2 separate regions of the Homo sapiens genome follow, and region 1 is linked to region 2. A link is a contact called in ENCODE Hi-C or POLR2A ChIA-PET data. All regions are on one chromosome and are shown on one strand. Each heading gives the region's core, a stretch centred on a gene start or an enhancer-like site at or near the end of the contact. The rest is flanking DNA. Distances are from core to core; before and after follow the strand shown. Region 1 holds the start of UBE2E3-DT (UBE2E3 divergent transcript). Region 2 holds the start of CCDC141 (coiled-coil domain containing 141).

Region 1 (2,700 bases), core at 16-2,515, 1.9 Mb before region 2:
AACCTGACAAAGTGTGCTGGATCCTTCTTTTACACATTACCTTTTAGCACTAGTGGATAACTTAGCAGTGGTTTTGCTAGAGAGTTTGGTGTTTTTCTTCTGCTGGGTGGCAGAAGGTTTTCTTTCCTCTTGTTCTTCAGGCTCTGGAGCGGCTGGGTCTCGCTGGTCCGCATCTGAACTGCCACTGCTGGTGCTGGGGCTCTCATCATCGGACCTTTGCCTATCACTGGACATCTTGGTGAAGTTATCTCTTGGAAAACTTTTAAAGAGAACAGGGGAGGAGGAGGAGAAAATGTTAAATCTAGGAAATAAACCAACAGCATTTTCTTCTAGTCATCTAAAATCGTCTTGTAATGAAAAAGCTTCAAAAGTGTTCACACTTATTTCATCGTACAACAGGGGTACGTACAAGGGAGGTGATGTGTCACACAACGCCAGCGTTAAGGGATTTGCCGAACTCAAGTTAGAAAACCCACTCACATTTTTTTCCGTCTCTTGGACAATCTATCAATTGTCTACTTTCTCAGAAGGCATGAAACAGATTTGCCAAGGAACTTAGGCAACAAGCATTAATAACATATGACACACTGTAAATAACAGATCTCGCTGAAAAATGTTTAAAAGTCACTAATAACGTCTAAATATTTACACACTGACATTGGTCAAAGCTACCAAATTCCCTTTCCGAGAGGAAAACACACCCTGTTAATCGCCCATATGCTTATTTAAGGTGGCGATTCCTCCTCAGTGCACGTAAAGCCTTTAAACACAACACTTGGAAATTTAAAAATCAACTAACGAGCTGCTCTAGCTGTTTCCACGGCCAGCAGCGAAGATTCATCCGGCCAAGACCGAGCTGCCACCCTGGGAAAAGCAGAATTCAAACTGCACCTTCTGCAAAGCTCCCAATGCCACCAAGGTTCCTCGCTCAATTTTTATATCACGGACCGACATTTTGTCCAAAATAACGAAAAAAATAAGAAACCCAGAGAAAAAACAAACAAATAAACAAAGCCCCAAGAAGTGCAACAAATTTCCGCGCCCGCGGAGGCGAGCCACGGCCGGCGGCGGCGGCCACGCAGCTCCGCGGCCCTTTGTGGGGAGGGCCGCGCGGGGGCCGCGGGTAGCGCTCGCCGCGCCGGGCGCCAAGTGATGCGAGCAGCCCAGCCGGCCCCGCCGCGGCTCGCGGACACCGGCGACGCGGGCGCCCGGCGCGAACAAAGCTGCCCGCCCCCGCCCCCTCCCCCACCGCCGCCGCCGCCCCGGCCGCCCCCCACGCGGCCCCCCGGCCCCGCCGCCTTACCTCGGCCGCCCGCCCGGCCCGCTCGCGCGCCGCTACGGTGTGGGGGAGGGAGAGAGAAAAAAACCCTTCCTTAAGGAAATGGAGGCAGCTGTGGGGGGGGGAAGGGGGGGGAGGGAAAAAAAGAAGCCGAGGAGGCTCTGGCCGGGGAGTGTGGAACATTGAAAGTCGGAGGGGGTTGTGCAGTGCCGGGCTCCGGCCGGAGGGTGGCGCCGCCCAGCGCCTTCGGAAAAAAGCGGGGGTGGGAGCTCGGCTGGGCGAGGGCGCGAGCTCCCGGCGAGGCGGAGGGGACGCGGGAGACCCCCGCGCGCTGTAGCCTCCCGCCGCCGCCGCCCGGCTCGGCTCCTCCCGGCCGCGCAGTCAGCAAGTTCCGAGGCGAGCGCGGGGGGGAGGGGCGGGCGCGGCGGCGACGCGCGTGCTCGCTGCTTGCCTGGCGGAGGGGCGCGCGCCGCCGACGCCCGGCGGGCGCGAGCTGTTCCCGCGCGCTCCCGTGCGCGCTCTCCACACCTCCCCTCACCCTGGGGGTGCACGCGTCCGCCCGCGCGCGGCCAGGACAAAGAGCGCGGCGGGGACCCGGCGGGCTGGCCCCTGCCGCCCTTGGCCGCGGAGCCTGTGCCAGAGAAGGCGGGGGCGCGGGCACCGTATCGCGGGGCCGCTGTGCCGCGGGGTGGCTTCCGGCCTGGGCCCGCCTCCGGGGCGAGGCTGCCCATTGGGCTACCCGCGTCCCCAGGGCTGGTTCCATCCCATCCGCCTGCGCGGGGGCCGTCGTGGCTCCCGGGGCCCCAGTACCTGGGCAAGGGCCCTGGGCGCGTGGTTGGGAGTCCCCCGCCGCCCCGGGAGACGGGAGACTAATGGGTGTTGTTGACGAGGCCAGGCACGCAGGCGGAGAAGAGCTGCCACTTGCCCCTCGCGTAAGCTGGAGGAAGGGACAAGTTGGGGTCCTGGGAATTGAAGAGGGTAGAATGTATTTGGAGATTAGGGGAACAACCTCTATTTCTTTTTGGCTCATAGCTTGCAACTGTCGCTGCCAAAGGGAAGTGTCCTTCGGATTATTTGAAACCTTAAAAATCCAAAACAGTGTTTAAAATGTCCCGCTCAACATTCTTAAAAGTGAAGGAGAAGAGTTTGGGGTTGGGGGGTGGCGATGAGAGCTAAAACATGACACTTTTCTGCGGGACTCTTCTGTCTTGCACATGAGGAGCCAGTTCTGGAAAGAAAAGTTCTGAGTGATGTTGAGTCAGAATGTCCACCCAGAAAAGCTTTAGGTGGAGATAGTGACAGTTTTGTTTGTTCTACCATTCTTTTTGCAGTCTCCAGGTGGACTCTGCGGTTTTTACCCCACGGCACAAAGTAGCCAGAATACAAAAACTTCCTGTTTGCCACCCAGGCCTTCTCCAGCT
Region 2 (2,700 bases), core at 83-2,582:
TTCCTGAGCTCGCTCCAATTGTTCCCTTCATGGGGTCAGGTGAAGTTCGTGTTGCATAGGGACTAGGATCTAGGTATGGTTTCCATCTCACTGGGGCAGCAGGCAGATGCTGAGCGCAGAGGACATGGGTGGTGGCTACACAGCTGCAGAGCAGCCATGACATGCTCTTGGAAACAAAAATAATTGAACACTGAAGTATGTGTAAAAGTACTTTTCCCCTTTGAATCAAGAATATGATCATGAACCTTAGCAAAACAAAGCAATGGAGCTGACTCAGTCTTCTAAACATTGGCCCTGAACCTGAACCTACTATTAAATTGGGCTAAAAGGTTTACAGAGCAAGTGGATTCATTAAAACTGTTTTTTGCTATATTCTCTGTTGTGGCTTTGTCCCAGAGATTTCCAATGCTTCCAGCAGCTTTGGAGTTAGTAACTCTGATATGTTTGCATCTGACTTCTGACCTAAACTTTAGTGTTATTTTCAGCTGTTCTTTGACAGGGAATCCAACAGCTGCTGTTTAATACCACAGACAACTTGTGACACAGGCTGAGTTTCTAGCAATAGGATTAATCTACCAATGTGGGGCACTGATTTGAAGCTGGCTATAATTTTCCTGAACAGGAGGTGGGGGTAGGGAATAAAAAGCCTGAAGCACAGTACTTTCCTTTTTGTTTTTGTTTTTAATTGCAGCAAAATATATGTCTTAATAACTTTTAACCACACAGAAAACATTTTCTTGCTGCAATTAAAAGGTAACAGCAAAGTATTTTGCTTTCTCATGGTATTAATAACTGAACTTGAAAACCTTGTCCAATGGAGCAGAATAGTCACAAAGAAAATCTGAAATGATAGGCACCTATTTATAAATGCTGGTTGAAATATTTTTTAAAAATTCCTAAGAAATCTGAGGCTCTGAGAAAATGTGGCTATTCCATCTAAACTTCATTTAGCAAAGAACAGTAAGTTTTAGAAAAGCAGATTAATCTAAAAATGTGTTTTAAGCAATTTGTGACTTAACCCCAAGACAAATACCAAAACTTTTTTAAAGTACACTTTGGTAGTTCTCTTTGCATCAGAGAGATTTCAAAAATCTTGAAAAGATTGATAACCAGGTCAAAGACTTACTTGTTTCAAAGTCCATGGTTACAATGGCATAGTTTCGGTGGCAAAACTAATTTGGGTTGTCAGGATGTAATTTTTTTTTCCATTTGTTATCAAACATCAGCTGATAAGGAAAGAGCTTGAAGCTGTCCTCCACATTTAAGATAACAGCAAAAATAACAGGCACTTAGTGTCACCATACTAGGGGCGTGGCAATTCTCTCTCGTTCGCTCCTTTCTCTCTCACGATAAACTCAATGGGGTTGTCTATTTTTAACCTCCTGTTCTTTCCTTTTGGCAGAGTAATCAGTGTGAGCTGAGCTCTTTCCCTGAATGAATCCAAGTAACCCTGGCCTTCTGAAATGACCAGCAGACACACAACTGTCCAGAGGCTGCCCAAAGTATAAACTCTGGTTCTAAAGTACCATGTCCAGCCAAGGAAGTCCTAGTGTTGCGCTTTCTACGACGACAGTCAGTTCAGTTGCTGTGCAGGCTGGGGACTCCAAAATCGTTATAGCTGTCATAAAGGTAAGCTAACAACTTCCTTTTTTCTGTGCGGCTGTGGGCTTCTAGCTGTGTGTTGAAAACCCTAAAGAACATTCCATGCAATCGGCAGGACACAGCATAGAGAAGACAACGCAGCAAGCACTCTTACTGCTTTCTAAAATGGGCTACTAAGAGAAACCTCTACAAGTTTCAGCAGTTACCAGAGATTCTCTTTCCTTTCAGTCAGCCAGAAAGCATCTATAGCAGCTTGATTTAAAAAAAAAAAAAAAAAGAAAAGAAAGAAAAATAAAGAAAAGAAAACCTCTAGCATATACTGTCAATTTGGTCTTTAAAAGCAAGGCATTGGTAACTGGAAGTTCATGATTGCCTGACTAAAGAGTCCAATGGACCTGTGGAATGCTTGTGATTTTTGAGAGTGGATGTGATGGAGGTGGGAGGAGGCAGGTCCCGACAGACAGGGGGAGGGCACTGCTTTAAGCACGATGGAACTCAGAAAACACCAAGTAAAGGGCTCCGACATGTGCCCTTTGCCACACTGGTTTTGACATGGTAAAGAAACTACTAAATCCTTGTCCAGTAACGAAGACCATGCAAGGAAAGGTACAAAAGCTTTGTGTCAAATTTGCTCTTAACAGCAGGAAGTAGAAGCCACTTAGGGTTTACAATTACTGCATGTTTTATGACAACCCATTTGCCCATTTGCAAAGATGACCACACATCTTTAGGCTGAAGAAGAACTCCATGATTTTATTCTCCATGGAAATGCCCTGTAAAAAAAAGCTTTCAAGCACTAGGCTTGGGCTTTAGATGATATTCCACCTAAATAATTCAGTGTTTAATGAAGGGAAAGCTGGCAAACAAGCTGATGGTCACAAACCAGTTACTTTCAGGTCCCCACCAGGTTTAATTGAATGACTTTTCTGGCCTTTTGTTAGAGCATGGACAGCAAGCCATGTTTACTTTAACTTAATTGCTGTGAATTTTATGGTAATGTGAAAATTCATACCAGGAAAAGAGCACTTGATACTGAGCAAAACAGTTCACTATAGAAGGACAGAATGGAAAGTATTCCTGCCGAGGTGGATTTTCTGG

What was found. A loop is a pair of places that touch in the nucleus more often than their neighbours do. ChIA-PET counts read pairs that join two places held with the same protein, here RNA polymerase II (POLR2A). Pooled maps may share reads with other maps.
Region 1: a loop to region 2 is called in a map of naive thymus-derived CD4-positive, alpha-beta T cell, with 4 times the contacts of the local background. The contact joins the promoter of UBE2E3-DT here to the promoter of CCDC141 in region 2. A Hi-C loop is called at or near these places in 2 of 168 maps with a recorded cell type or tissue (both naive thymus-derived CD4-positive, alpha-beta T cell) and 5 of 50 pooled maps. POLR2A ChIA-PET finds 5 or more read pairs at or near these places in 1 of 52 experiments (OCI-LY7).

The regions. Positions count from the first base shown.
Region 1 is chr2:180,979,577-180,982,276 of GRCh38, reverse strand. It overlaps UBE2E3-DT (UBE2E3 divergent transcript), which reads left to right and starts at 1,265. Exons shown (of 2, transcript NR_187176.1): 1 at 1,265-2,211; 2 at 2,611-2,700. It overlaps UBE2E3 (ubiquitin conjugating enzyme E2 E3), which reads right to left and starts at 1,672. Exons shown (of 6, transcript NM_006357.4): 1 at 1,304-1,672; 2 at 41-259. The coding sequence starts at 234. RefSeq lists a silencer at 1,395-2,254.
Region 2 is chr2:179,048,769-179,051,468 of GRCh38, reverse strand. CCDC141 (coiled-coil domain containing 141) reads left to right here and starts at 1,332. Exons shown (of 24, transcript NM_173648.4): 1 at 1,332-1,629. The coding sequence starts at 1,528. RefSeq lists enhancers at 1,256-1,335, 1,346-1,595, 1,786-1,835.